Linked DNA regions of Mus musculus: region 2 is linked to region 1. The links are chromatin loops, found by intact Hi-C in ENCODE. Cell type or tissue: left cerebral cortex. All regions are shown on one strand. Links, peaks and the distances in the headings refer to the core of each region. The heading gives the core; the rest is flanking DNA.

Region 1 (16,083 bases), core at 7,264-9,763:
CCACAACTTCCTAGGGATGAATCTCAGACTCTCAAGACTTGTCAAGATGGCAGTGCAGAGAGCCGTGGTCACACTGATTCATGTGAACCGGAGAACAAAAGAGTGGCTTCAGATGGAATTAGTCAGAAGACAGAGGTCAAAGGTCTCGGTCCTTTAGAAATCCACTTACTACCGTATACCTCAAAGTTTCCAACTCCCAAGCCCAGGAAGACACACGCAGCTGCTCGTCTTCGCCGCCAGAAGCATGTAGATACTCCTGGTGAAAGCACTGAAGAGCCAGGGAACTCAAACAATGGCTCTTCTTGCCTCCTGGAGGATTATTGTTTGAAAAACAATAAAGTCAGTGTTCTTCGTCAGAATGCTTTGTATAACCAGGGACCAGTGGACGAGGTGAGGCCAGCAAACCAGAGGGCACTGACAGGGGATTCCAACAGTGGCGGACAGGACTCAGTCGGCTCACAGAAAGCTGTGCAGCAGCAAACGCCTTCTTTAGATACAGATTCTAGTTTGACTTCTGACAGCAGTGGTTCTGGCGTGTCACCTGCTGTGGACAAAGAGACTACTTACACACAGTGCAGTACTCAGCCTTTGAGCTTGCCTAAGCAAGTCACATCAGCCTGCACTGACCAGCCACCAGCTACCTGTAACCCGGAAGTGTCAGCTCCTCCCATACAAAAGGAATCTTCCTCCTCGAGAATCATTCCCAAAAAACCTCAAAGACACAGCTTGCCTGCAGCAGGGGTGCTTAAAAAGGCTGCTTCGGAGGAGCTTGTAGAAAAGAGCTCTTCAGGTAAGGAGACAAATGTCGAGAAAGGTCTGCACAGAAACTACCTTCACCATCCGGGGCCCCCAAACCATGGCGCGTCAGCATCACCCTTTGATATGCCCAACCCGACTTCAGAGAAGCCAGTGTGGAAGTTACCTCATCCTATTCTACCTTTTTCAGGGAGCCCAGAGGCCTTGAAACGCGTCACTTTATCCTTAAATAACGAGCCTTCCGTTTCCCTAACCAAGCCAAGAGCAAAATCCCTGTCTGCCGTGGATGCGGACCGGTGTAACAAGCCTTGCAAAGACCCTCCGAAGAAAACTTCTTTTAAAAAGTTGATCAATGTGAAACTGTCCATTGGCTTCATAAAGAGCGACTTTCAGAAAATTAGGTCGAAAAGCTGCCAACACGGGGATGTCTCTGCAGGACATCCGCTCGCTAGAGAGCCAAAAGGACTTGAAAGTGATTGGCAAGGTTTGGCTACAGGAGAAGAGAAGAGAAGTAAGCCCACGAAGGCACATTCTGCAGAAAACTGCAGCCTGGAATCTCAAAAGGTGAAGTCCTGGGGCCAGAGCAGTGCAGTTAACGGTCAGAGGGCGGAGTCTTTGGATGACCGGATTCTCTCCAGGCACACGTCCTGTACAGGCGACTTCGGGCCAGAGTATGAAAATGTCCGCCATTATGAGGAGATACCCGAGTATGAGAATTTGCCCTTTGTCATGGCTGGAAGGAACACTCCGGACTTGGGATGGCAGAACTCCAGCAGTGTGGAGGACACTGATGCAAGTCTATATGAAGTAGAAGAGCCCTACAATGCTCCAGATGGCCAGCTGCAACTTGATCCTAGACATCAGCCTTGCAGGTAATACGTGGGTGTCAGCTAGACCTGCACTTTGGCACGCATCGTTGTAATTAGCCGTCCACAACCCACTCTGCCATGCAGGACGGCAGCGAGGAGAATCACTTACTGAGGAATCTATTGAGGAACCGTAGATGGAAGCAGTTCTGGGTTCAGATTCCCTTTGCCAGACAATAGGAACAGGTATTTGCATTGCAAGCTTGTAATACTTTAGCAGCCAATTCAAAGAGTTTGAGTAGTAGCAGGTCGCTACTGCAAAGATGGCCTCCACAAGGTCCTAGGCACACCCCCACCCCGGGCCCCCATAGTCGGACATGGAAACTTAGGCAGACGTTGGTTCATTCTGTTAGGTTTGTGAAATTATGAAATCCATGCATATGAAATATGAAATCCATAAGGCACCATCGTTGGAATACTCTAGATCCTCAGGCCTTGCCACTCTTTAAGCATTATTTTGCTTGTTGACCTCAGGTAATAACAGAGAAATTCAGGGAACGGTCGTCTTCCTCTCTTTGTGTACATACTATGTATGTCACCTCTCTCGCTGAGGTTTTACTCATCTTCAGTGGCTCAGCGTATCGGTCCCTGGCTTCACGGAGCTTCTATGGCTACCTAGCAGGAAGTGTTCCCTTCCTGCTCTGCACTCCCTGGTAGCCAGCGCTGTCCTTGCATCTTCTAGATTCGTCTGACTTAAACGGCATGTTGTTATGGATGCGTCTGATGCTCTGTGTTTGTTTGTTTAAAGTATTTATGTATCTTTGACCATCTCTTTAATGTGCATATGTTTTTTTTGTCATTTTCAACCCCATCTCCCTCCTGCATCTCTCTCTCCTCCCACGGACCCCTTTCTCCTTCCCAGTAAGTTCACCCCTCCCTATTCTCATGTCCTTTTGGCTTGTGGGGACTTCGTTTTCATGTGCCCGACTAAATGTAATTACGGTTGTTTGCATGGGTGTGAGGGAATGGGGAGTTATTTATTGGAGCATGAACACTTTAACAGTGGCTGCATGACGTTCAGTTTTAAGTGTCCTCAAGAGTTCTGGTTCTCTCTTTGTATTCTATATAAGGCCGAACAAGGAGTCTACTAGGTGTGGAATGGCACAGGAGTCAAGTGTATTGGCTAGTTTTGTGTGTCAACTTGACACAAGCTGGAGTTATCACAGAGAAAGGAGCCTCCCCTGTGGAAATGCCTCCATGAGATCCAGGTGTAAGGCATTTTCTCAATTAGTGGTCAAGGATGGGAGAGTCCATTGTGGGTGGTGCCATCCCTAAGCTGGTGGTCCTGGGTTCTATAAGAAAGCAAGCTGAGCAAGCCAGGGGAAGCAAGCCAGTAAGCAGCACCCTCCATGGCCTCTGCACCAGCTCCTGCCTTCGGGTTCCTGCCCTGTGTGAGTTCAGCCTGGTGGAGGGTGGGCAACTGCCACAGAGAGGTTCTGTTTAAGCCATGAACAGGGAGTCCTCAATGGGCTTTGAGAGACCTAAAATGTGCCAGTTGAATCCAAAGCTTTCAGCCATCAACTAAAGCCTGAGAGAATGCTTCTTTTATAGTTGACTAGTCAGTGAAAGCAGAATGCAGGCCTTCCTGGGGAGGATCCTAGGAAGAGGAAGTGAGGTAAATGAGAGACAGACCCGAGAAGAGTCCAGTGCAAACCCCATAGGAGGGTCTGTTTGCTGAAAGTGGAGACCTGTGACTTGGAATAAGTCCTTCAAAATGCAGGATGCTGGCTGGGGTGTAGTTGAACAGTCTAGTACTTACTTGCCTAGCATGTTCAGGTTCTCTCAGAGAGTCATCAGGAAAGTGTTGTGCAGTATCTCAGCCCTCAGGGAAGGGAATCCGGGCCCTCTCTGGAGCTCTGGGTTAGAGTGTTAGTGGGTTAGCCTTGGGGTCTGGATACTTAAGCTGCCAAATTCTGGATAAGTAAAACTGTTTGACCAATTCGGAGTTATCCCAGCCTTCGTCTTTAAATCGGAATATTTACAGGTCTATAATCTATTTGTCATTTATCAGGAAATATTTAAATAATAGGCTGCCCAAATTCTGATTAGCGTTATAATCTAAAATTCACAACTGTAACTCATCGTTTTCCCCAAAGAATAATGGCGGAAATGGAGGTCAGGGTTTTGGGTTTTGTTGTTGTTTTGTTTGTTTTTCCAGACAGGGTTTCTCTGTGTAGTCCTGACTGTGTAGACCAGGCTGGCCTAGAACTCACAGAACCTGCCTGCTTCTGCGTCCCCAGTGCTGGGATTCAAGGCGTGGCCACCCCTGCCAGGCCCAGGTGAACTTCTGTTACTTTTTCTGTGTGATCTGTGAGCTGCAAGCTGTGACTGGGGTGGGGTTGAGCGCCTGTTATCTCAGGGATAGCTGTCAACTCAGCAGGGTTTGTGGAAGGAGGAAATTAGGGGGCCTGGCCGAGCTTGCTGCCAGGGCTAGTGTTAGAGCCCAGTGAGTGATAAGGAGGGAAGGGTGGGGTGGCTGTTTAGTAAGCAAAGGGTTTCTTTACTTCCTCCTGTCTTCTAATGTCTATCCCTTCTCTTCTCCCTACCGTTTCTGTAAACAGAGCTTTTCTGAGCTCAGGCAGGAGTGAGTGAGTGGTAACTAGAGACGGAGGGTACAGAGAAGGTAGTGGGAAGCCACAGCATTGGAAGGATGAATGAAGAGGGGGCTCTGAAGGTACGGGAGGGAGGAAGAGGCCCTCTGGATACAGAAACATAAGCCACGTGTGTCACCACTCGCCTACTGCTCTTGTGTCTTAGAAGTAATTTCTTTGGAAGTAGGATGTGAGTCACTCTGGAATGTTCCAGTGTTCGGGGGCAGTTGGTTTTGTTTGTTTAATTTTTCTTTTGAGATGGGATTTTTAGACCAGGATAACCTAGAAGTCTTTAGAGCACAGGCTGGCCTCAAACCTTGCAACTTAACATGCCTGTTTTATGGTTATAAAAACAGAGTCCATCAGCTCCTGAAAGCCAAGTCTGATCTTGTCTACTTTAAAAAGAAAGATTGCCTTCCTGCCAAAACACCATGTTGGACCATTGGGGCCCTGGAACCTTTGTGGACGGCACCATGGCCATAGCTGTCTTGCTAGTATTTAAACTCTTTGAATGCAAATACTCGTTCCTATTGCTGGGCTGTTAGGGTTATAATTGGGTCACTATTCAGGGCTGGGGTAAGACCTCTTTCCCAGAGTGTCACAGACATCACAACCCTGAAACATATATATTTATAACCATAGCAGGCAACATACATCCCTGTTTCACAGGGTACAGATGGTGGCTTTCCAGCTGCCGCTTCTATCCAGGAAGCTTGGGGAGTCATAGGGAAGATTCTAGGATTTAGGTCATTGATGTTACCTACCTGTAGAACAACCAGCAGAGCCAACAGCATTCAAATCCTGACGTTTCCCCCTTTGAAACTGAAGCAGATTTCTTGATTCGGGGGGTGGGGGGAGCTTTGCCTGGAAACGTTCCTGATTTTTCTTGTGACGTCTTGGTTTATTCTCATAGACACTTAGAAAATTATGGCCGTTGGATTTTTCTAAGTAATCTCATAAATCCTCCAATGCGCCCCACCCCACCCCCACCCCCATGGATAGCAAGCATGTGTGCATTGAGTGTTTACTGGCAAGGACTCCCTCCCTCCCCCAGTGGGGCAACAGACCATTACAGCACATGGTGTTTTTTGTTACTGTTGTACTGCCGGACAGGCCATTGCGGATCACTCCGGGCTGTGGTGCAGTTCAGTGACTCAGTGCTTACCTGGTGTCCGAGGTCCGGCACTCAGTATGACAAAAGCAAACAGAGACAGATGTGCTGATACTGGAGCCAGCAGTTTTCTTTTAAAGTAGACAGGATGAGACTTGGCTTTCGGGAGCTGAAGGGTCCTGCTTTTATAACCACGGAAAGGACGTGTGAGTGGCACTCTGGAGGGAGAAGCCCGTTGAAAGACCCAGACAGAAGTAGGATTAGAAATATGAATCGTTCCTTGAACCTGCCCAGATGTCTCAGCCTCAATAAGTTTGTATTTATCTCTTAAGTCTTCCAGAAACAGAATGAAAAAAATAAAGCAAATAGACATCAGAATAATTTTTTTTCTCACTAATCTATATAACTTGAGCCGTGATGAGGACTGGTTACTATTTCAGGCTGGTTGTTTCTCTCCACGTTAAACATGGAGCTGGGCTTAATACACTGCAGTAGCTGCACAGGGCGTCTGTCCTGTAAATTGGCAGACCTGGCCTAGCAGGCATCTGACTGTGTTTACCATCTGGTGGTATTGTTAGATTTTAGTAATGTGATTAAACAGTGAACAAAATCAACGATAAATTAATTGCACTAACGACCAGTTTTTATGTTGTCATATCACAGATAAGATCATAAACAACTAGAAGGTGGGGGGAGGGACGCATAATATTTCACCAGTGGCCCTTTCCTGTGAGTTATTTTTAGATTCAGGAAATATCAAAACTTTGTATGCCTCTTTAACTCTGTGTGTCATGGTCACACAGTTTTGGCAAACCTCTTTGATTGCATACTTGCCTTATATTTGACACTGGTAGAAGAGTTGGATTTCATTCCCAGTGACACTCTCCTTTTAGACATTAGGAGTTAGTGACTTGTACAATCTTATCCAGGCGTATCTCATTGTTTGTTTGTTTTCTGTCAGCAGATAGATCAGTGTTTTATCAAATACCTGCTTTCAGGTAGTTGGGTGCCTTAGACTTTGTTTGAGGCAGAATCTCATGATGTAGCCCAGGCTGGCCTCGAACCAAAGATCCTCCCAGATCAACCTCTTAAGCTCTGAAATCACAGGTGTGCAGCATCATCAAACCCTTTTAGAAACGTGTGAGCCAGAGATTTAAGCAAACCCTCATGCACATGTGTGAGTGTGTGAGTGTGTGTGTGTTGTTCACCTGGTACAAGTGTATGAGAACACTACTGTATGTATACATGGAGAGGTCAGAGGACAACCTCTGGTGTCAGTTTTCACTTTCTACCTTCTGAGACAGGGTCTCTTGACTTTTCACTGTACCAGGCTGGCAGGCCTGCAGGGTTCCAGGGCTCCTCCTGTCTCTGCTTCTACCTATGGGATTATAGATGAGATGCGCGCAATACCGTGTCAGTTTTATGTCAGTTCTAGGGATTTGAACTCAGGACCTCCAGCTTGTGTGGCAAGCATTACCCACCAACTCCTCCAGCTCTTTATGTTTTCCAATTAAGAACTGAGCCCCTGGGAGGTAGAGGGAAGGCTCAGTCATTGAGAGTACTCACTTCTCAGAGGTGCCAGAGTCCAGTTGAATAGTACCTATGCCAGATGGCTCACGGCTGCCTGTAACTCCTGATCCAGGGATGGCTGACCTTATTATGGCCTGTGTGTGTCTCTGTACATGTGTGGCATGCAGTCATACAAATGCATACATTAAGAAAAAAACCCTAAACTAACTCAGCAGAAAACGTATCATTTAGCTCAGAAATTACAGTGCCGCCTTTATTAGTTTGCCAATAACGACACATGTTAGCCTTTTCTACCTTGAATATATGGGTACCCAAGAGTCAAGGGTGTGATTTCTCAGTTTATTAATGCCACAGGCATAATTTCTGTCACCTCCCATTGCATTTCTTTCTAATTACACATTTATTTTCCTATCATGCCTTTCTTAACTTTAATTTTTAAATTTAAATTTTTATGTGTATAACTTATCATACACATAAAAATTTAAATTTATTTTATGGATGTTTTGCCTCTATGAATGTAGGTACACCATGTGCGTTCCTGGTACCCATGGAAGTCAGAAAAGGGTATCAGATCTGGAAGCGGAGTTACAGATGGTCATAAGCCACCGTATGAGTCGTGTGGATTGAGCCTGGGCTCTGTAAGAGTAAACAGTGCTTGTGGGGCATGGTGGCTCATGCCTTTAATCCCAGCACTTGTGAGATAGAGGCAGGCAGATTTCTGAGTTCGAGGCCAGCCTCTACAGAGTGAGTTCCAGGACAGCCAAGGCTACATAGAGAAACCCTGTCTCAAAAAAAAAAAAAAAAAAGAAAACAAAAAAAGAGTTACCAGTGCTCTTACCTGCTGAGCCGTCTCTCCAGCCTGCTCCCAGATCTCTTGTATTGTCTAACATTAGCCTAGGAACCTAACTCCTACTCCATTTTTCCTACTCTGAAAATCCAGTGTGAGTTGCAAATGTCTTAATAGATTCGGGTCATTCACAGGTTGATCAGTTGTCTGCTTATCTTTACCTATCGGGCCTTAAAAGGATTCCGTGTGCAAGCCTGGTGTTCCTGCAATTCCAGTACTTGGGAAGTAGAGGCAGAGGAACCTTGAAATCTGAGTCATTCTTAGCTCAGAATCAAGCCTGGGCTACATGAGGTCCTGTCAAAAAAAAAAAAAAAAAAAAAAAAAAAGGAGTTGAGGAATTGCAGTGCTTGGGGGCAAAGAAATGTGGTCAGTGGCACATCTGCCCTTCTCCACTAGTTTATTTTGGGAACATTTACCCAGGACTGAAGTAGTTTCTGCTGTATTGACGCGGCCAGTCTAACTTTGTGAAACCTAGATCCCGAGGTAGGTTTTTGTGTTGAGGAAATGATTACCTGGCAAGAAGTGGGGAAGGTTGAGCTTAGCCTGGAGGTCCCCGGGTCGCTCAGGGGAATTCCAGATCCAGGGTCCTGTTTGTTCAGAAGGGAACGGGCATTTTCCCCTTTCCGGAATTTGTAAGGAACAACTATGCTTGCGCATGACTTCAGTGAGCTTTCTGTGTTCTCCAGACAGTCCTTAAACGTTGTCATCTTTTCCCTGGGACCACAGAGGTGCGTTTGTTAGAGGAAGCCTTCTTGGGTTAAACAAGTGTGATGTCTACGTTAGCCCATTTTAATGCCTTTTTCAGTGGGAAGTACAGTTGAGCAGGGTCTTGCCCTTGTAGCTCTGTCTGGCCCAGTACTCCAGTGTGATAGCCCAGACTTAATCTTAATCTTCCTGCCTCAGTTTCCCCTGTACTGGGATTACACGTGTGTTCCACAGTGCCTGGATTTAAGAAATTTATAAAAGTCGGGCTGGAGACATAGTTCAGTGGTAAAGTGTTTACTTAGCATAGGCCCTGGGTTCTATCCCCAGCACTGCATAAAAAAAGGCATGGTGATCGTGGCTGTAATTCCAGCACTCCTGAGGTAGAGTAGGAACTGATCAGAAGTTCAAAATCATCTTCAGTTATATAACAAGTTCCAGGCTAGCCTGGGCTACATGATACTCTACTTCAAAAGACTTTTTTTTTTAAGACTAAATTTTAGGTACAGAAAAGTTTGTATCATAGCACATTTTGGTTTGGGAAAGCTAAGAAGAGTCACAGACAGTTGAAGGAAATGCTGAATTGAAAGGGAAGCTCAAAGCTGGCCATTGTGGGTAAACTCAAAGCTGGCCATTGTGGCATATACCTGTGGTCAGAGCACTTGGCTGATGGAGGCAAGGAGCTAAGTTCAAGACCAGCCTGGGCTATAAGTGAGATCCTGTTTCAAAAGGGAGTAATAGACAGACAGAAAGAAGAAAGGAAGGACTGCCTATTGTTTTCTTGGTGGTAGGGAGAAATCACTTCAGTGGTGTGATCTGCCTCTGGTCATTTTGTTTGTGGATCTGTAGGAAAAACAGTATTTGTAAGTAGTTTTGACATTGTCAAAGATAATCTGTCACAGAAGTTGCAGGAAGAAGCAGGGCCCTTGAGATTGTCAGTGGCGTCAAGTGCCTCGATGTGATGTCTAGGAAGAGTAGCTGTCTCTTGCAGTTACCTTTCCCAGCTTCTCAGAATTTTTTGTTTATACGGATTCTCCTTGGCTCTGCGTGAGGATAAGTTGGAGTGTCATTATATCCACTTCTAGAGTAAAGTTGACTCATGTTGTTCAAGAGGTTGTGTGGAAGGGAGGAGTGAGCTGCACGAGGGGCTGCAGCCCAAGTCTTCAAGAATCTCCCAGCGATGGAGTATTTTGGTTTCTGCTACAGGAAAAGTTAAATCATAAGCACCAAACAAAGAAAGACAGTTTCCCCTGAATGTTTGGATTAAAATACAAAGAAAGACAAGTGTATTTAGTCTTTTTTACATCCAACTTGGTGTGGCTGACTGTGCTTGTTCAACTCTTGGCTCATGTGGATTCAGTTGAAAACTTTGTGTGTTTTGGTTAGATCGCTTATTTTGTCAGCGTCAGCCTCTTGATAATATTTATATAGGTGTTCACACCGGGACAGATGCTGGTATCATTTGAAACATAAAGAATAGATTTCTGAATCTGCAGAGTCGTTCTGGATGGTTTGGCAGCTGTAAATCCAAGGCCAGGGACGGTACAGGGAAGGATGCTCTGTGCCTCCACCCCTGCCTTTCTCCTGGTCTTTGGATGTTAGCAGTCAGAAGTAGAGAGCTTTTGATTTTAGTCAGAAGCCTTTTAGCCTCTTATCCCACGAGTCTAAGGAAGAGGATAAAGGGCAGTATATTCAGCCTCTCAGATCAGGCCGTGGGAGGGACAGGAGGGAGGGGAGATGAGCTTGCTTACAAATTCAGATAGGCTTTACTTGGTGCCTGAAAGTTTTTGATATCTTAGTCTGTCAGTCAGGAGTTTTGGGGTAAACTATTAAGCAGTATCCCCCCTTAAATCAAGTAGCTTAAAATAAATTAATTGTCCCTTTTAGTAGGTCTAGGCTAAATATACTCATAGACTTACTGCATTTTACAACTAAGGGAGTCGCTACAAAGCTTCTTTATTCCTTAATGAAATCAAAATCTTAGCAAGACTCATGGACTTTCCTCTACCAGGAAGATGAGATATTGTAAGACCGGGGCTCCAGCCTGGAGCTCGGAGACTTCCTCCTCCTTACGCTGGTGGAAGCATTCTAGGGAAAGTCAGAGGACTTAGAAAGCTCAGTCCCGTCGCAGAGGTGGGAAGATTCAGACCGACTTGCATCACCCTCAGTTCTGCTGTGAGAGATGCGGAGGGCTCACACCTGCACCAGAACACAGGGAAAGATGCGGAGGGCTCACACCTGCACCAGAACACAGGGAAAGATGCGGAGGGCTCACACCTGCACCAGAACACAGGGAAAGATGCGGAGGGCTCACACCTGCACCAGAACACACGGTTATGTGGCCTGGGTGTTGAAAGTGGACTAGGGAGGAGAATGTTTGAGTTAAGCAGGCTCTTTTTCCAGCATGCAGTTTGGAATGTGAGTTAGAGGGTGTGTTACTATGTTGCTCCGGCTGAAACTCCTAGGTTCAAGTCATCCTCCTGCCTCAGCCTCAGCCTCAGCATACTACCGAGCCTGGCTCAAAAATGTAAAAATTCCGGCTGCTCTTATATGTTAACAACACGTTCTTTCCCTGTACTACCTGACTCCTTCAATCCAGTGCTTCTTCTGCCCTACCAGAAGTCAGAACCAGGGAGTCCCAAGCTCTAGAAGTGCTCTTGACATCAGAGACCACAGGGTTGGTGTGTGACCAGAGTCGCCACTATCGTTTCTGATACTAGGAGCGATCACATGTATGACTTAGTTCCTATTATTCTGTCAGATGGAGCTTGCCGTTTCAAGGACATGCCGACAGTAGATAGATAACCAACTATTGAACTGAGAGTTCTGATCCTGGGACCAACTGACTCAAATCATAGCCTCTTCATGTTATTCTTCACTGTGAGCCGTGGTTTTGATATTTTATTATGCTTAGTACTGGTAGAGGACTAGGAACCTTTTTTTTTTTTTTTTTTTTTTTTTTTAATCCAGAGGGAAAAGCATTCCTGTTTAAAATCTATTGATAATGCCTAGATTTTTTTTTCAAGCAAGAAGAGCTCAGTGATTGCAGGATTTATGGCCAGGCAAGAGGTGCTTCAAGCTCTGGAGACGGAATTACACGGTGTTTTTCATTTGGTCTGTTCAGTGGTAGCCGCCACTCTAAGCAGGTCAAGTACGTTTTCTGTTATTCACAGAGAGCATTATGTGCGACTTACATTTATGACTTACACGAGACTTGCTGTTTTAATCTGTTGTTTTCTGTTCCTCATTCATGCTGTCAGGCACTTTTTCCCTGACCTCTAGAGTTCTCTGATTATTTAATAAAGTTAATCACTATTTATAGATTTCCCCAGAGGACATCATTTTGTAAGACGAAAATACCTTATCTAATAAGATAATATCACCTCGTCTTTTTTGAGATGAGAACAGACTGGCCTCAAACCTTTGACTCTCCTGCCTCAGCCTTCCAGGCGATGGGATGATAGGCATATGCTAGCACCTGCAGCTGTTATCTGTAGCTATATGGAGCGTTAGCATTAGTATCTTAGTGGGAAAAAATGGGCTTACATAAATGGTAGCATATTTCTCCCAGAGAGGCAGACAGTGAGTGCGAGCTCTTTTTTTTTTGTTTTTAAGAAGTAGACTTTCTGGATATTCTGGGTCATTTGAAGGTTAAGACCTGGACCCTGGATGCAGGTGTGTGTTCAGTAAGGATAGATTCAGAGCTGTTCCTCAACTCATTGCTACGGCTGCTAAGTAGGTCAGTCACTAACCTTGACCTGTCATAGGTTTGCTGCGCCTGCTGTTGACAGAGATGCCACTTCATGGCCTATTTGGTTTGTTTTCCTTTCTTTCTCTCCCTTTGGCATATCAGGTAGAAACTGATGTAGCTCTTTGGTGTGTGCATGCGTTGAGTGCACACATGCGCATGTTTGTGTGCATGTGTGTTTATGCATGTGCAATTGTGTGTGCATGTGAATGTGTGTGAGAACATGCACGCACGTGAGAGTGTGCGCACGTATGTGTGTTTGCGAGCGTGCTCGCTCATGAGAGTGTGTGTGTGTACATGTGCTTGTGAGTATGCATGTCTGTGGTGCACACATGTTTGTGATACACGTGATTGTGTGAGTGTGTGTGTGTGTGTGTAAGTGTGCACGTGTGTTCATTCATCGCCTATTCCATTGTACCTTTTCATTTGGCACAGTTCATCCTGCCTAGGCGCAAGTAACCACAGCCTGTCTCATCTCAAGCAAATCCGTGCCATAAATCACATTTAAATTACCTCTGGGTATTTTTACACTATTTGCATACTTTAATTACTGAGCTAGTTGTAACAGGTTTCTCTAAAGTAAGCTGGATAAGACTGTCTGCAATTAGGTAGATACAGATTCATGGAAGTACTCAAACTGTATTTCAGTTAAAATACCCTGTAATTCAGACTTTCAATGGATTTGTAATGTTTTTCTCAATTTAAGCCAAATTAAAACCTACGTAGAAATGCCCACGTTTGTTAGGCTGGTGGTCGGGATGCTTCCTGTGGAAGAGTGTACAAGCAGGGGGCGGGGGCCCTGCGGTGTTTAGTCTGCTGGTGTAGACACATGTGTGTGCCGTGTCACCGCCTTGTGTAACTCACTTCCTGCCTTCCTTGTTCTCCCACATTTCATGGGTTAAGGCAGGGTGGAAAGGGGACAGTGCTGAGCTGCGGTTCTGGCCTTTGGAAGAGCCTAATGAGCTCTGATGTCCTTCACCTGCAGGCAGGCCTGGATGGCTAGAGATGCCTGCCTAAAGACTGTTGTTTTCAGAGGTCTCTGCTTTTCACGGAACCATTGTGACATTTTAACTCAGGTGATCTCCCTTACTTAGCTAATTGGATCCTTCAGAGTCAATTGGATTTTTAGATTTTATTTGTTGGACTCTTATAGTAGCTTATAAATGAAATTGATAGTAAAATGCATTGTTTACCTTTTTTTTTTTTGAGACCTGGTCTTGCTATATATGTACCCCTGGCTGGCCAGGAGCTCTGTATGTAAAACTCAATTAATCACTGCATCTGGTTCATTTTTTATTTTAGTGGAAGCTCATTAAGCCAGCCCTTTAATTCTGGCCCTTGAGAGGCAGAGGCCAGCAAGTCTTTGTGAGTTTGAGGCCAGCTTGCTCTACATCTTGAGTTCTAGTCCAGCCAAGGTTTTGGAGTCGGACCCTTTCTCAAAAACAAACAAACAAACAAACCAACCAACCAACCCTGGGAGATGAAGAAGTGTAGAGTCACCTCCTGTTATATCCATGCTCTAGGCAGCTCTTAGCTTCTGGAAATGGTTTATTGTTGTTCATGGATGTTTTTATTGATACAATTATAGATTCAAATGAAACAAAGAGATAATAGAAAGAGGGGGAGAAGAGAGAGAGAAAAACTAAGCATACTTAAGTGTGGTCCCTTACCACACTTAAGTGGTAACATTTTATAAACCTCGTGGAAAAAGTATCACAACCAGGAAGTGACTTTGGTAAAATTCATGGAGGTTTAGGTTTTCTCAGATTCTGTCCTTGCCTTTTTAAAGCCACTCACTCCTCTGTCACCTCTCTCCCTAATCCCTGGCCACAGCTAATCCATTGAATACATTTCATTCAGCTCCCCCATGTATATAAAATGCAGCTATGCAGGACACGGCTGTTGTCATTCACCATGGCTCTCTGGAGGTCCATCCAACTTGTATATGTCAACAGGCCACTTCGAAACTACTGTCACCGAGTAGTAGCTAAGTCAGGTGATACACAGGCCGGTTTTGCTGTCTGGCCCTTACAAACAAAGCTGTACAGGACATTTCTTTGGGGTCAGCATTTTGTGATGATACACTTTTTCATTCCCTTGGATAAAGCCCTAACAGTACATTTACTTAGTTAATATTTAGTTTTATAAGAAATTATCAAGCTGCCGGGCGTTGGTGGCGCACGCCTTTAATCCCAGCACTTGGGAGGCAGAGGCAGGCGGATTTCTGAATTCGAGGACAGCCTGGTCTACAGAGTGAATTCCAGGACAGCCAGGGCTACACAGAGAAACCCTGTTTCGAAAAACCAAAAAAAAAAAAAAGAAAGAAATTATCAAGCCCCTTTTGAAATTTTATTATTCATTATTGTGTATATATGACAGTAGTTTCGCAGTGGCCTGTTGACTGTGTGTGTGTGTGTGTGTGTGTGTGTGTGTGTGTGTATACATGTCACGTTGTGTGCGTGTGGAGGGCAGAAGACAACTTTGTGATTGGTCTTTCTCCTTCCATCTTACATGAGATCCAGGGATTGAACTCATGTCATTAGACAAGCAGCAAGCTCTTTACTATCTGAGCCATCTTGCAGACCGAGAAATTCATCTGGCTCTTTTCCAGAGTAAGGGCACCATGTTCCGTTGCCAGCAGCACGCTGTGAATGGGGTGAGAGGAGGGCCGGGGTCGAGTGTCTTGGCATGTTGGCCAATAGTAGGTGACTGTTCCTGACTTGTAGTTTTTAAGAGTATGATATGTGTGTAATGATCTCCTATCGCACTTTTAATTTGATGGCTAATGATGCTGACTACTTTGTCATCTGTATGTACAGTTAGATGAAGTCACTTTTTTTCTTCTTTCTTTCTTTTTTTTTTTCTTTTTTTTTCTTTTTTTTCTTTTTGTGGTGCTGGGGTAAAAACCCCAGGCCTCACTTATGCTAAACAGATGCTGACCATTAAGGTATATCCCAAGCTGTCCTCTGCCCCCCCCACGCCTGTCCCCACCCCCCCGTGTGTGTGTGTGTGTGTGTGTGTGTGTATGTGTTGAGAGGGGTTGGTTTGTTATACGTGTTATTATTTTTGAGGAAATGATTTCTATGATTAGTTTATGGAGCTCAGGCCCCGGCCTACTGAGTGTTGGGATCACATTATCTATCCAGCTCAGCCCATCATGCTTTTTAAGGCTTATTCTGTTATTAAACCTCATTGGCACCGCAAGTATTTAAGACCTTTTGTGCCTGGCCACTGTCAGCCTTTCAGGCTTCTGATCTTATTACCTCCTCCTACTGACCATGCCAGTTCCCTTTGTAAGGCTTTACAGCCTTGTTACACTGCCCAATAAACTCCTTACCCAGACATTATTTCCTACCCTTCTAGGCTTCACTCAGTGCCAGCCTTTAGTATACACTGGGGCTTACTCTGCCATTTCTTATTAGACAGGATATCATGTAGACTAGGTTGGCCCCAGCCTTACTTGCCAGAGGATGACTTCAGCCTGAGCTTCTCTTACCTTCACCTCCCAAGACCTGCAGTGACAGGGCTGGGCTACCACACCCAGTTTTGTCCAGTGCTGCATGGTAAACCCAGGGCCTCGTGCCTGCCAGGCAAGCGCTCCGCTCACTGACTCACACCCTTGGGCCTTCCTCTTCTGACCCAGGAAGAGGAACAGATACACTCCTACACATACTTTTTCTTTCTATCCATCTCGCCAGTTTCGGTTTTTTTTCTTTCTGCCATTTCCCATTCCTATCCGGGCTTTATCTGTGCATGACTGTGTCTCTTGTAGAGCATGGCTTTCGTGACCTTGGGAGGTGCGCTCTATCACTAGTGGTTGGAATGGGTCTTGGCAGATAGGAGACACTTAGTGAGTACTAATTGAAGGAAAGGATGTGGCCATACATCCTTGTCTCTCTGTGTCTTTGCCCTCTCTTGTAGCATATTGTTTA
Region 2 (16,083 bases), core at 6,728-9,227, 60 kb after region 1:
TTTCTAAAACCCGCACGGTCTCGCAAAATTGACATTCCATGGCCATTAAAGATTAGCTTGTCCTTCTCTTCCACCCTGACTGGCCACCCCGACTCTGCCTCCTGCCTTGATGCACTTGAATACGAAGGATCCTTTCCTATTTCCAAACTAACATTTTCTTCCATTTGTCCGACAGCTTCACGTACAATAGTGGAAAGGAACATAATTTTTGTTAGATAAGTAAATAAATAGTTTTAGCCTCAAAGTTAAAATCTTTGCCTCTGCTTTATTTTATGTGCCAGCTAAAGCTTTGTGTTGTGACTGAAAGTTTGGAGGTGGAAACTTGTTAGCATGACATGATGATGATATCGTACACTGTAACCCAGACTTGCCTCTGGTCGTGGTTTGCAGTCAGGGCTGTATTTGCTCCCTGGCCCACCTGCCTCTACCTCCTGAGCACGGGCATTGCATACTTTTCAAAAAACAATTAGTTTAATTTTTACTCTTATCAATTCGGGTTACTATATTTTAGTATTTATTTCTTTAACTAAAATGGTCAGTAAATTCTAGCCTCACAAAATAGGGAATGAAAGGTTTCAAAAAATATTATAGTGTTGCTGATTTTTGCTTTATACTGCTTTGTGCAAGAGGCAACTTTATGCTTTGAAAATAATTTGCAGTCTTTCCTGTTCTTCCCCTCCCCCTCCCTCTCCTCCCCTCCCTCTCCCCCCTCCATGCCATCCATAAAAGGAGGCATCACTGGGTATCACAGTACATCCTATAATCCTAGCACCCAGAGAGTAGAGACAGGAGCATAGAGCTTGGGGCCAGCCTGAGCTGCGTAGAAGGGTCTGTCTCATAGGCAGTGCAAGGGCACATGCGCATGCTCATCTTGATTCTACCACGCAGTGAACTCCTGGACTGAACGGAGTTCAGGAATAGACTGAGATAACTGTTTTTCTCCATATCAAGGAAAACCGTTTTAAGGAGAATCACATGGCTTATTGGTCAAGTCAGAATGTCCGAAGGCTCATGATACACCTCGGGAGCAGCTCGTGTGCTTGGCACTTGCCATGCCCTGGGTTGTGTGCCCAGCACATGCACACACCCGAGGAAGATACTATAGTCAGGTGTATTCATTCTGACCTGCCTGTCTTACAGGACTACTCGTCCAACAAGATCTTTACATTCTTCGTTCTCCTAAGAGAAGGGGCACTTAGTGAGGCTGCTCTGAGCTGTAATTTCTGCAGCACTCCCAGTTGTTTCGACGTGTTTAGTATATTGACCACAGGGCTCTGACTATCGTTTGAATGTAACCACTCATAGTTTTAGATCTGCTTCCTTATTTTAGAGGTTGTGCGTTCCCTTTTTGTTTAGGATTGAACTGACAGATGTCCCTTGAGTGGAAGCTAGGACAGCCCCATTAGGGACTGCACGCGTGGGTACCACGCTCTGTGGGATGGATGTGAGTCAGTGCTCTCAGGGGCAGCAGCCTCACAAGCGGTGGAGAGAGGTGGGTTTGATGGTTCCAGTCAGTCTCCCTTGCTGTGCATCTTACAAAAGGAAGCGTCTCTGGATTCTCTTCCTACATGCTGGATTCTCCGCTTCTGAAAAACCAATGAGCTTACTTTGACTGCCTTGTTTTTCCCTTCAGATGAGCCCTCGATGTGCCAACCTGGCCCTGAAGCACTACCTGCTAAAGCCAGTTCAGAGGATCCCTCAGTACAGGCTGCTACTGACAGGTGGGGGTCTCCAAACCTTACCAGCCAAGTGTCGCGGAGTGCCCTTACTGAGCACACCTTTCCTAAGTGTGCCCTCTTTGTCTTCCCTCGCTGCTACCTGGTAGATGAGCCGCATCACTGGAACTGAATCACTTTGGCTTTTTGACTACCCAGTGTCCACACTCGCCTCAGGGCACGCATGTAGGTTGCATGCGCCCTCTGAGCATCGGCTCACCACATCAACCCTCATCCTGTGTTGTTTCACTCCAGTACTGCTATAAATCCTAAGGAGGTCTTTTCTCACCTCCCGTATGCTTGTACAGCACTGTCCTGGTGACCCTAACACTTTCCTCTGTTGTTCTGGGGATTGATTAATGAACTAAATCATATGCATGATCCTTAGAATAAGTCATTGTGCATAGTAAGTTCTAATAATATTAGTTATTCTTAGCAATCGTGACAGTAACCTTACTGTTATTATTTGGGTATATTGACTATCGTTTGCAAGGACTTTTGGGAGTTTACAAGGGAATATGAGGTATGATTTGGATGAATACACATGTATTTGGGTACTTTTATTCCCTGGCTCTTTAAAACTTACCGTTATAATATACACAAGATACTAGGCTTATAAAGATTAGGTAGTTTGATGTCATAACAGAAACTAATACACATAATGTCAGTGCCAAAGTTACCATCTGATACATTCTGTTAGGTCTACTGATATTTGCTGAAGTGTATTGAGAAGGAGGGAGAGAAATTTTATATATACATATTTGCATTATACTTTGTATCAAAGTGGCTAAGAACATTGAAATGCCACTACAGCTCAATAGATATGTGTGGTTTGGTGTAAATAGAATGCGAGGTACTTGGCTGTGACTATTGTCCTTGGAAAAATGATGTGCATTCTGTCTCCTTAGTCAGGTGCTCATAAACCAAGAGTAATAGAGGCAGGCATATGTGAACCCTGGAAAAGCAGCTTTTGCTCAGGTCCCTTGAACCGATGTGACAGGTTTTCTTGGATTGGTCGTGATAAGATGGGAAGTCCTATTCTTTTGACCTGGGACCTGCCAGCCCAGGTGTGTCAAGAGCTCAGTTTGAATTCCTAACTGTCAGTCAGGCACTTGATTTCACTCTAGAATAACACAGAGCTGCACAAATAGTCTGAGGAAATCCTGCCCGTCTGCCTTCCTCTGCTCCTGGCTGAGATTATTAATTTACAGGACAAGGGGAAGTGCTGACACGCAGTGTTCCTGCTAGATAAATCTAATGTTCTGTCGTAACCAGCTACTCAGTAGCATTGGCCATTGTCACAGCAGCAGAAGGAGGGTTGCGTTTAGTGCCAAAGACAGCTGTGGCTACAGATGTGAGAAGGAAGGATCCAGCTACTGAAAATGAAAGTGGAAAAGATATCTCTTTCCCCTGTACTGTGGCTGGTCTACATAGTTCAAAAGCTGCCTGTGTTTAAGTTAGGTTGAATGCTAAGTTGTTTTGGGTGGAGAAATGAGAAAAACAAGCTTTTAAAACTATGTGTGTCGTCTTTTTAAGACGAGTTTCATTGTGGAGACAACAAAGTTTGCCTCAAAATACTTATACTTCCGCCTCAGCCTCTTGAATGCTGGGATTACAGGCAAGCGTCACCATTCCTGGCATTTCTTTTTAGTACATTTACTTACTTGTTCATGTGTTGTGTGAGGTATGCATGTGCATGTGTGCCGTAACACACGTGTGAATGGTAGAGAACAACTTGCAAGAGTCCATTTTCTCCTTGCCGTGTGGGTCATGTGGGTTGAAGTCAGCTCCTCGGGCTAGCACCAAGTGCTTGTATCAGCTCAGATGTCTCACCAGACCACGCCTGGCTTTTTAAAACATGGGTGTATGTGAGTGTGTGTGTGTGTGTTTTAATTCTTTAATTTTTGAGATTGTAATTATATCATTTCCCCTTTTTCTCTCCTCCCTCAAGACCCTCCAAGATACTCCTCCTTGCTCTCTTCCTAATTCATGACCTTTCTTTCCATTAGTCAAAATCTATTTTTAAGAAAATGGATTTGGGGCTACAGGTGCAGCTGAGTTGGTAAAGTGCTTGCCTAGTAGGCCTGAAGCCTTGGATAAATTGGGCACAGTGGCATGTGTCTGTAATCAAAGCAAACAGACTTTTTGTTGTTGTTTTATAATACCAACATCATGTGAGATTGGACTTTCAAGTTTTTCTTCTTTCAAGGAGTTGGTGGGTTCTTAAAATTTTATTTTAATGTTGTTTGAGGCAGGGTTTTGTCATGCAGTTCTGGCTGCTTTGGTAATTGCTATTGTAGCCCAGACTGGCTTCAGATTCACTATAATCCTCCTTCTTCAGACTAATAAGTGCTAGAATTATAGATCTGTCCTAACACACTAGTCTCTTGGAATTATTTTCATTTTGGTATATATTTTTTAAAAAGTATAGATATAGTCTATACACAAGAGCCTAGGCTGGCCTAGAATGCATTATATAACCTAAGGTGCCTGGAACTTGTAGGAATCTTCTTGTATTTATGTATTATGTGCATATGTATGTATGTATGCATATATATATATATCATGCATGCTTGGCGCTCATCAAAGTCAGAAGAGTATATCAGATGCTCTGGAACTGGAGTTTAGAGGTGGCTGAGGCCCACCATAGAGAGCTGGGAATTGAACCTGGGTCCTCACTAAAAGCAACACAGGCTCTTGACTGCTGAACCATCCATCTCTCCAGTCTGGATGTTAAGTCTTAAGTCTGCATCTGTTTAAATTATTAACTGGGGTCCCATGTTTGGAAAACCAGGTTCAAATGGCTTAATCCTCCCAAGGCCTTGTGGTTTCAAATGTAGGAACCTTACAGTAGACGAAAGGAAGAACAAGCCTTTATTTGAATCAGCCGCTGACGTTGATTATCAGGTATTTGGCAGAGTAGGGGAAGATTCCTGCCTGCGTCAGTGTGAGTAGACTTGAACTTGTCTCAGTTTCGTGGCCCAGGGAGTCTGAGAAATGCATAGACAAAGGACTGATAAGATGTGATATTTCTCTAGGAGAATAGTGAGTGGCGGCATCCACTCAGCCAGTGGTCTCTGCTGCTGTTTAGCCATCCTGGGTTTTGTTTTGTTTTGTTTTTCAGTGTTTTTCACCCATAGGAGAACTTCAGTTCTCTCTCCATTGGAGTAAAAGATTCCAACTAAATTCCTAGTGGAAGTCCTCGTTGAACCCCCAGTTGTAAAGCACGTGGCCATGACTCGTATCCTCCAGCACGCTAAAATAAATGCTCACATAAGTCCAGTCGTTCTTGGTAGTGGTTCCCTAAGATCAATTCAAAATAAGCTCTACGAGGATGCATACAGTGTGAAGTACTCAGGGATACACTGCGAGTGAGTTACCTATGAATCCCCAGTGCTTTTACATTTCACTCTTGTGTTGACTGGTGGAGGCTTATGCATCACAGTCAGGCCCTGTCCTGAGCGTGTGGGACACCGGATCCTCTCGAGTTGGAAAGGATGGAAATGATGTAGCGGCAGGCAGGCAGGCAGGAAGAAAGCAGACTCCGCCACAGGCGCAGGGTCAGTTGCTTCTTTCTCATCTCTTCGAGGAACAAGCTATCTGGGACTCACAGATCTTGACCCATATCAAAGACTTGACCAACTGAAAGGCTTAGGAAACGAATAGTCGCTCCTTTTCTTGACGTTCAGAATCCTCCTGTAAGAGCACCGCGAATGCGCCGGGTGGATAGATCACTGCACAGTGTTGGACATTGGAAGCAGACTGCCATGACTCTGGCCCTTCCAGAAGGACTAAGCTCCCTTCCTAGTCTTACTCCCTGCTAGGATCTCCAGGTTGTCCTCTCCCTTCGGTTCCTGCCCCTGTTGTGATCCAGGCCAGTTTTCTCCACCCACCCACTCCATGCATGCTCTAGAAATGTCTTCATACTGGCCATACCACCTATCATCAATCCCTGTGTAACCCAGCAAAGCATTGCTTCATTTCCCTGCCAAAGGTGTATGTACTTTGATTCTGCTTATTATTAGATGGTGATGATAGACTTACTTGTTACTTAATGTATTTGCCTATTTACGTTTGTGTAGGAATTGCACCTAAGACCCAGGCCTGCTCAGCGGTATTCAGACAGTTAGCTGCATCCCCAGCACTTCCTTGCATACCAGGAAAGTCAAGCCACACTTATCCACAGTCTAGAGAGCTCGGTTTCTAGCCCCAGCTCATGCAGATCTTTCTTCCCTTTGCTGAGGTGTGTCCTCCCAGGCTCAGGTCGCTCATCCATTAGTCATTCCCTCAGCATGTGCTCCTAGGGCCAGCCCTGTCCTGGACACCGAGGACGGACAGACGGCGCAGTAATGGCCCTTGCCTCACAGGCCGTCCTCTCGGAGGCTGTGTCAGCTGCTTAGGTTACCACTGCACCCCTCTTCTCTCCCTAAAATGTGTGTGCATCTTGCCACCGGTGATTTTTGGAAGGGTCACCTCTTTCCTTTGAAGGGCTCTTTTATGCTCATAAAAATATGTAAGTAATATAAAAGCCAAATCCCTTTTCATCTTCTGTTGTTTGAAAATGACTCATAGACTTTTTCGGACTTTTTTTTTATCTCTACCTATATTCTATATTAGAATTTTTCTCCATAAGGGCATTTTTTTTTAATTTGGGGAACATTATTACATTGAAGGAAATAGAATCAGGAAGGATCACTGAGGAGAAAGGATATTGAAAAGTATGTAATTTAAAATGTTTCTGGAAATCTTTTCCGCTTCCACAGTTATGGGGAAACAGCCGTCCTTTGAACTTTGATTCATCGTAATTTCTTTGATCTTGTTCAAAATATTTGTGCTATATTAAAGTTGTTCTAGTGATTCGCTTTATTACTCTTTCCTGTAGTCTTTGCCTTTGTCTGAGATGACATTAATTCCCTCTAGTTTTAGAAATCCGAGACTTTCCATGTTGGTAGGCAATGGGATATTAAAAACATGTGTTACAGTGTTCTGAGGCTGTGCATGTGAGAAACAGGCAGGCTCAGCTGCAGACTCAGAAAGGTAAAAGTCCTTATTGAAAACCCCTGTAGCAAGTATCTTATTTTAAAACCAAAGCAATTCTGTGCATCAAGAGTCATTTTGAATCGGGCTTACTGGCCCATACCTTTAATCACAGCACTAGGGAACACCAGCGGCCAGCATGTCTACATAGCAATTCCTAGGCCAGTCAGGGTTGCCTAGTAAGACCCTGTCTCAGAACGAGCACACACACACACACACACACACACTCTCTCTCTCTCTCTCTCTCTCTCTCTCTAATTGTTTAGGTCATTTCAACACTTTCTGTAGGTCACAACTTGATATTAAGAGTGATGGTCATACCTTAAAGAATTTACTTTCTCACACATCCAGGAGCTTTGATGGAGGCATTTCTATCCACGTGAGATAGGGGCATAGTGCCATTCAGTATTTGTGTAAGTTAGTCCAGCTCCAGGGCTGTTGTAAATCGTTCTTAATTGTAGTTTTTATCCCCCATTGGAGAGCTAGGATTACAGCATGCAGCCTTGCCTGGTTCATGGAGTACTGGGCCTTGGACTCAAGGCTTTGTGCTTGCTAGGCAAATGCTCTAGCACCTGGACTGCATACTCAGACCTATTCTGGTTTTGTTGTTGTTTTGAGACATGGTGTCCTGTGGCCCAGGCAACCTCAGATTCCCGATGTAGGCAAGGATGACCTTGAACATTGCATCCTCCCAGCCAAGTGTGCTTCTTCAGTACTGAATTAAATAGTATCTGATGGGAGATGGAGTAATTTAGAGCCAGTGCCAGTAAGAGTATGCAGTATTCTGTGTTGTCTGCCTCAACCATAAGCCGTCATAAAATATCTGGGATTTCCATGGTGATAAAGTCACAAAGGTTGTTAATACTTCTGGGATTTACTACCACGATTCCTGGTAGATAGAAACTCTTATTTCATTTCAAGGTTTATGAACATGGAGCTGGGTGAGATAGTTCACGCCTTTAATCCCAGCACCTGGGAGGCAGAAGCAGGTGGATCTTTGAGTTTGAGGCTAGCCTGGTCTGCTTTGCTAGTTCCAGGACAGCCAGAGGCACAGAGTGAGACCCTGTTTTATAGAAACAAAACAATAAAGGTTAGTGAAAATCTAGTCTGCCGGTTTGTTTGCTCAGTTTTGTCCATTCAAGGTTGCAGAAAACCCAAGTTCTACCAGTGGAGATCGCTACAAAGTTATTCTTCTATCCTTAGTGCAAGTTTGACCCAGATTCCCTGGAAGGAGCCAAATGCCTCTGTTTCTGGGACTTGTTTTGGCAGAGATTTAGTGAGCAGAATATGTCACTAGAGTCTCTCTCACAGTCTTTGTCAGAAGTGGGGGCTCACAGGAAGTGTTCCAATTGGAGAAACCATGGAAATTCAGCTACACTTGAGCTCATTCTGACACTTAGATTTGCTTTATTCTTCACTTGGCTGCTGCATAGTGAAGTACACTCATCTCCCTAAGTCTAACTTTGTTCTGTTGGTAGGATGGTAGGGACACACGTGGACAAGAGCTCCTTTACACTGCAGAGTGGCTTAAATGTGCCAGAGGCCCTTTCTGTGCCCTTGAGATTCCCAATCGATCAACAGACAGCCTTGATTGCTCCCTCAGTAAGAAAGGGAGTCTTCAAAACTCAGAGTCATCTCTCGAAGGCTCCCTTTGCATGTGACTCTTCTCCAGGGTACTCTAGGCATGCCTCACCAGTGTAAGAAGGCTGCGGGGCTGGGTCTACCCATCCTAAGACGTGCCATTAGATCTCACCACAGCATGAATGTGGGTTCAGGTTGGGCCATGAGTCCTTTGAAGCTGCCTTCTCAGGACAAAGTCGTCCAACTCTTGGCTAGATAAGAAAGGTTTTTTTGGTTTTTTTTCCTTGACTCTGCCCTGTATTAAGGTACTCAGTTGAGGTCCAGGTTGAGCCTGTATCTCAATAAGAAACACCATCACCCACAAAAGAGCCCTTTTTAACTCGTGAATGGTGTTTCTTGCATTCTAAGCCATGAGTCTCAAGAGAAATAAAATAAAATAAAATAGAATAAAGGCTCCCTTTCTAGTTTACAAATGCCACATTTATAACGGCAGGCCTAGGCCACATATTTAAAGACTAGAAGTGGCATTTGAAAAATGGGTGATTTAGAGTTAGGGGTCATGGTACCTTTTAATCAGTAACGGTGTCACCAGTGTCCACTATCTGAGCCCAGTGTGTCCAGGTTCTTGGCATCTTGCCTTACACGAGGATTGAAATAAGCATCCACAGATTTCAGAGTAGCAAGGAAACTTGGCTCAGTAGCCCAGTAGCAGAAGAGAGTACTCATGGGCCCTGGGCTGTTGGCTAGGAATTCCTGAGTACTAAGGGACATAGTTTGGGTGGTCCCCTATTTTAACAAACAGATTCCAGTTAAATAACCACATTTCTACTTTGCACGGGCCTTCCCATGATGCAGCTGATTTTATCATACATACTCCCAGTTATGGTATTAGGGGATTCTCCCTAAATGTCCACCCAAAGGACACACTTTCCCTAGTACATATTCACAGAATTAGTCCAGGCTGAAGATGGCTCCGATCTGTATGCTCAGTATAACTGGGAATGCATTTGAATAGAAACCGTCTACGTTTGATGGTTATGGGGGCAGAGCTGGTTCTGCTCTTCCGTGTGGAGTGGACTGGACGTGTAGCGGACAGCAGACTAGAAGTCCTAAGTTGCTAGAAGCATCTTTAGAGAAGTGTGTGCATTTTCTCCTAATACCAGCACCTGGGAGGTGGGAGAGGGAAGGTCACGAGTTCAAGGTCAACCAAGTCTATGGCCAGCCTTTTGAGATTGCTTTTCAAAATCTTAATTTTTCATAGTGATTTTCCCCCAAAAGCAATTTGAAATATGAAAAAAAGGACAGATTATCAAGACAGTGATCTGCATTAGAATTAAAACGATTACACCTTTTATCCAAATCTGTTAACTTTCAGGAGTGAGATAAGATGCTGCTCATAGCATCTACTGTGCCTGGACAATAGATTTAAGACTACTGTCAGGCAATAGATTGCCAAGACACACCAGGCATTTATAAAGCCAGAAGGAAACAATCCAAAATTGTGCTCATGCCGAAAGTGATAGCTATAATCCCAGCACTCAGGAAGCTGAGGCAGGAAGATTGAAAGCTCAGGGCCAGCCTGTGCTCCATAGCAAGACACTGTCTTTTTTAGAAAGAAAGAGAGAGAGGGGGAGAGAGAGAGAGACTATCCATCTGCGTAGCACACACCTATATTTGTGGAAGCTTTATTGATCAGGAGTTCAAGGACAAGTTGGGCTGCATGAAAACCTATTTAAAAAATATTGTATATGTTATTTTAGAGAGATGGTCAAGGTTTAAATTTTCTTCATTATTCAACTCACCAAATTTCTTATAATGCATTTTATTAAAGTAGGTTTCACACTATTTTATATAGTGTATTGTTTATTTGTTTTTCAGTCTAATTTGGTTGGTCCCTACCCTAGACAGGGTGTTGTTATTGTCCCTCAATTTTGTAATCCTCCTGTCTCAGTCTCCTAAGTAGCTGGATTGCTGTCATATACTATAGTACTAGCCACCCCCATTCTTGTTCATATCCAGAAGTGCTATAGGGACTTAGTAGTCAAATGCTTGCTTAACACATGTGAAGCCTAGGTTTGATCTCCAACACCATAAATATGAATGGGTCAAAAAAGATAAATAAAAGTGAACTGGAAAAAAAAAGCTACAAGGTTGTTCCTTGGCTGGACATTACTAGAGCAGGGAAGTAAGAATTTCTTTAACAGAAAAAAAAATGTATGCAATATATTCTGATGACTCTTTCCCCTCCTTGATCTCAGCCCAGATCTTCCCCATCCACCCAACTTCATGCCTTCTTTTCTCTCTTCAAAAAAACAAGCTAGAGTAAAACAAAACAAACAGAAAAGAAAAAAAAGAAAAGAAAGAAAAAGCACGAAACACACACAAACACACATACCATAAAACTCAAAGTCAGAAACTGTAGTATGTAAGCAAAAGACCTATCAGGTTAAAACAAAAAAATGCCCAGAGAAAGAAAATTGTCTCCAAAAATACCATTGAGTTTATTTTGTTTTTGGCATGGGGCAGCCCCTTAAGTGAAGTCTGTGTGCCTTCCTTTGTGAGCCGTTATCAGTTGGAGATAATAACCTGGGCTTCTGGGCTAGGGGTAGGAGCTTGTAACCACCACCACCACCACCACCACCCCCAGCACCCAGGACCCTGTCTGTGTCAGCCCTGTGCAAGGGCCCTGTGTGTGCTGCCACAGCCTCTGAGGTCCTATGTGCATCAGTCCTGTTGGGTCTAGAGGTCTTCTTTCTTGGTGCCTTCCATCTGCACTGGCTCTTATAGAGTTCCCTGAGCCCTGAAGGGAGGGATTTGATGGAGACCTCCTACTTGAGGATTGAGTATTCTAAGGTCTCCCCACCTCCCTTTTCCCCTTCCTCTTCCCCTTCCCCTCCCTCTCCTCCCTCTGCATATCATCCACTAGTGGCTCTCTTTATTAGCTTGCATCCCCTGCAGGAGAGAGCTTCTCTGATGATGGCTGAGCAGGGCACTTGTCTAGCCATGAGCAGAATGCTGTCAGGAGTCATTTGATTGCTCCGCTCCTTTAGCAGAACAGTTGCCAAATGGCTTTCCAAAGCCAGTAAACATCTCAGCCTCTGATTCCTTAGAAAGAACGGCAGGAGTCTCTCCCAAACTGCTGACGTGTGGACCTCTGTTTCGTATTTCAGACGACATGATCTTTGGAGGGCCAGGGTAATTTCAAGTTGCTGGTTTCTAACTTGGAGACTTTGTAAAGCCAGGCTCATTGCATGAATAGATGTCCTCTCTCATGATCCTGCAGTTCTTTCATGTGTCACAAAACTCATCGCAGATTATAGAGGAAAGAAGAAATCTGAACTAACACAGCGAGCCTTGTCCTTCAGTTTGAAACATTTGACTCTGGAACAACCCTCCTCCAGAGTTCATTTCCTGTGCTCTGCCACCAACCACTTTCAGCACAGTCCGGGACTCTGGCCCTTTGGAGGCAGTAAGTTCTAGAGTACTGCCAATGACTGACACTTACTGAGGGTTAACCTCTGAGTAGTTTCTATTTTTAGTTGGTTGATGATAATTAAGAGTGGGTGAGGCTTACTAGAAGCTCTGGTGTAGAAAATGTAGACCTTCAAGAAGATGGAGTGTTTTAGGACCCCCACCCCACCCCCACCCCCAAATCCTTGGGCCTTGTGTGAGTAGAAAGGTAGCTCTCCTATCCCTCGGGGTTGCCTGTGGTGTGTTTCAATGGTTTCACGCTCCTGATAAGGGACAGGGTGCTCAAGAGTTAATTAATCAATGGCACCACCTGGTGGCCTAAAGGTGCATTTCGTGATGTCTATATACCAGTAATTCTCATTTCTGTCTCCCCAAACACCTCTCTCTGACTGACCCCCCTCCCTCCCTCCCCCCTCCCTCCCTGCTTTTAATATGAGGTCTCCAACTTATGATCTTCATCTTCCAAGTGCTGAGGTCACAGGCAGGCACCACCACTCCTGGTTTTCTTCTTTCCTAGTTTTGATTTAAAAGAGCACCAATAGTCTCATGGGGGTTTGCAACAGTTTCTTTTTTTCCTTTTTCTTTTTTTTTAAAAACAACTCTTTATACTTAATTAGTTTAGGCCGGGGCAGGAAACTCATGATGGTACAGGCCTAACCTGGCAGCTGGATCATCTCCTGCCCCGTGATTCCTGTGAAGGTTTCCACAGGGCCAGGCCCTAATTAGGAGATGGTAACTAATGGCCATGAGGATGCAGGTTGTCTGTCTGGTCTCCCTTCCTGGTTTCACCCTGGCTGTAGCCAGTCACGGGCAGCTGGAGGTTTCAGTGCTGCCTGACTCACTCTCTCTCAGTAGTCATCCTCCGCTGGCTGCTGCCGAGGCCCCGACTGATTCATAACTGTTGAAGGGACCGTAGACGGATTGGCAGGTTAGTTACAAAGTCGAATTGTAGACACCGATGTCACTTTTTTTTTTTTAATTGGCAGAAGGCCAGCTTAGCAGCATTCCTTCCTTGATGACTAGCTTGTTGAAGCGGGGCTGGAGGGATGGCTCAGCTGTCAAGAGCACTGGCTGCTCTTCCAGAGGACGGGTGTTCAATCCCCAACACTCACACGGCAGCTCACAACTGTCTGTTGTGTCTCCAGGGGATCCCAGGCCCTCACAGAGACACTCATACAGGCAAAACACCAATGCACGTGAAATAAAAATAAATCATTAAAAAATAGCTTGTGGTAGCAGCACCTTTAGTATATGTTCTGTGTAGTGACTGTACTCAACTGTTTGTAAAACTTCACGCTGGTAGGCCAGCAGCCTAGTTTGAACACTAACTAGTCCGAACCAAACAGCCAACCAGAGGAAGGCAACCTAAATGCTTACCAGGCTCTGGCGAATGAAGCTGAGTTCAGGTTCTCCTAATACACGCCTTCCAGGAAGCTTTCCTTGGGTAAACGAGCAATTCCTTCTCTAGGAATATATTTCTATGTAGATGAGCAAGAACTGAAGAGGAACTTGCCATGAGCCTGGCATTTAGGTCAATCAGCTTTCCTATCAAGACTCTTCAGCTAACTACAAGCTTAAGGGAAGTCACTTGGATGTTAGGAATATCTATTAAAAAGGAAACTTGGGGTGGCAGGATGCCTCAGAGGGAAAGGTACTTACTGCCAGTCCTTATGACCTGAGTTCAGTTCCAAAACTTCATACTAGAAAGAGAGATTGGCCCTTATAATTTGTCTTCTGACCTGCATATGTTCATCGTGGCATGCATGTGCCTCACACAGATACAACTAACTAACTGGTTGTTGTTGTTTTTAAAGGATGAATTCCTGGCCACCCTAACATTTGTTTTGTTTGCTTTTGAGACAATGTCTCACTGTTCTGGAGGTTAGCCTTGAATTCACCCGCCTCCCAAGTGCTGGAGTTACAGGCATGAAGCATTGTATAGGGTCTTGACCCTAGCATTTTTAGTCATAGGCTTGCTAAGCTCTGATTCATCAAACATGGCTTATGTATGGAATGTATTCTGAGTAGAGTCAATGTGAAAATAACTTGTCTTGTCTTACTGAGACAGAGCCTCTCCTTCTGTTGCTTAGGCTGGCCTGAAACGCAACCATGTAATCGAGGGTAGCCTTAGACCCCAGACAGCCCTTTTTCTTCAGGCTCCTAAGAGCTAGAGTGGCAGGCATGAGCCACTGTGCCTGGCTTAACAAGCATTTTTTTTTTTTTAAATCTGAGAGAAGGTCAAGCTTAGTGTGTAAGCAGAATATTTCAATAATCTTCGTGATTTCTTTTATATATCATCAGCCGCATGCCTTCCTCCCTGTGCGTTTTGGATGCCTTCAGATCTAAATTTCTAGTGACTTCCCCTGGCAAGACGGAAGCTTTGCCATGCCTCAGGGGAGCTTACTGTGGTCACATGTAACACTAAGGAAGGATTTCCACCATGGATAGTTATAATATGCATATCCGGACTCCACGGGCTCTTGGGTCATTATCGCAGAGACGGGGAGGTTCAGCAGTTGGAGTGCATCTGTTGTCAATACATTTGGAAAACCCGTGCTAGCATCCAGGCTTCCATATCTGCCTGTGAGCATGACCTGTGAATCTACTGGCAGAAAGCGTATCTGTTCCTGATACTGTTAAACAAGAGACTAGGTCCTACACACGCAGTTTTTAAACGTGCTGTTCTCTTCCCGTTTTCTACACCTCTACTGGTGTTAGGGTTCATTGGCGTCAGCCTTTATTTAGAGGACTTGCTGTGTGGTAGTGGGTGATGGGATATGGATCTCCAAAACGAGAGCAGCGTGAAGTGAGTAACTGATATGTCATGTCCTGTTCAAAGGAGACAGGGCGTCTGAGAAGAGCCTGGGAAGCTGTTCAGTTGAAGGACAGTGATAGAACATGCCCAAGACCCTGCTTTACACACACACACACACACACACACACACACACACACACACACACACACACAAAGTACACAACAGACCATGCGGTGGGGGATGGTGAGATAGGAAGAAAGAAACTAGATAGATAACAAGGGCAGTGTCCTCGATTTCCAGTGATTCATTAACTAGAGCTTTTCCCCATATTATAGCACACTGTGTCGTTTCTGTTGTTTGCGTACCATGTTCATCAAGCCTAGGGTTTCACGACCAAAGCCATATTGACATTTGGGTTATCGGCTGTGAGGCTGTATCAGGATTGTTCACCTAGATCCCTAACTTCCAACCATCAGATTACCCGTAGCACCCTTCCCCCTTAGCCGAGATAGTGGAAAATGTCTCCTGACACTCTCAGATGTCCCCCGAGGGCAGAGGTAGCTGCCTTTGGAAAGCACTGGTTTAGAACACATGGGGAGTTACTTTGGTTATTGAGTATCGGTAGATTATTAGATTGAAAAATCTGTCTCTTGGGCCTTTGGTGTATTAATGCCTTGAGATTTCATAGTAGGTATTGAGAGTAAGGTGGTTCCTGTATGGTGGACCAAACATACTAAGGAAACGTTAGGCAACCTGGATTGCATTTTTGGTGTGCCTTAGGTGAGATGGGTTAGTCCTGAGATGACACACCGTCTTCTTTTTTTTTTTTTAAAGATTTATTTATTTTTTATTATATGTAAGTACACTGTAGCTGTCTTCAGACACACCAGAAGAGGGAGTCAGATCTCGTTACGGATGGTTGTGAGCCACCATGTGGTTGCCGGGATTTGAACTCAGGACCTTCAGAAGAGCAGTCGGGTGCTCTTACCTGTTGAGCCATCTCACCAGCCCCCACACCGTCTTCTTTGCATGGTTTTTGTTTGTTTTGTGTGGCAAGTTGTCTCTGTAGCTCAGGGTGTGCTGGCCTCAGGCATTGGATCCTCCTCCCGTCGGCTTCTGTTCAGGGTGAGGGAAGAGCTGTGTGTTCCAGGCCCTGCTCAGTTCTTAGCCTAACGCAGTGGTTCTCAGCCTGTGGGTCTCACCCTCTTTGGGGTTAAATGACCCTTTCACAGGGGTCATCTAGGACTACTGAAAAACACAGAGATTTGTATTATGACTCAAATCAGCAGCAAAATTATAGTTACAAAATAGCAATGAAAATAATGTATAGTTTGGGGTCACCACAGTGTGATGTATTAAAGGGCCATGGCTTTATGAAGGTTGAGAGCCACTCTCTTTTATAGTCTTTCTACATGCCTGATCTTGGGGCTTTGTTCTTCCAGAGTTAGGCAAAATGTAAAACTGAAGTATCCAATTAAAGAGATGAGTTAGGGGTTGTGTGCACTGCATTGTTCTAAACACTC

Evidence for each region. Peaks named below come from ENCODE experiments on the same cell type or tissue, not always from the same donor. Only the 100,000 strongest peaks of a DNase experiment are listed, where the experiment ranks them.
Region 2: it touches region 1 in a loop (2.7-fold over the local background); 5 of 42 quality-filtered maps call a loop at or near these places.

The regions. Positions count from the first base shown.
Region 1 is chr10:94,044,006-94,060,088 of GRCm38, forward strand. It overlaps Fgd6 (FYVE, RhoGEF and PH domain containing 6), which reads left to right. Exons shown (of 21, transcript NM_053072.3): 2 at 1-1,628. Among named protein-coding and RNA genes, the nearest start is that of Fgd6, 16 kb to the left of the region's middle. In left cerebral cortex, for the core only: no CTCF peak of the experiment used is centred there; no DNase peak of the experiment used is centred there.
Region 2 is chr10:94,104,352-94,120,434 of GRCm38, forward strand. It overlaps Fgd6 (FYVE, RhoGEF and PH domain containing 6), which reads left to right. Exons shown (of 21, transcript NM_053072.3): 8 at 1,634-1,721. Among named protein-coding and RNA genes, the nearest start is that of Nr2c1, 36 kb to the right of the region's middle. In left cerebral cortex, for the core only: no CTCF peak of the experiment used is centred there; a DNase peak (open chromatin) is centred at 8,047; H3K27ac peaks cover 242 bases.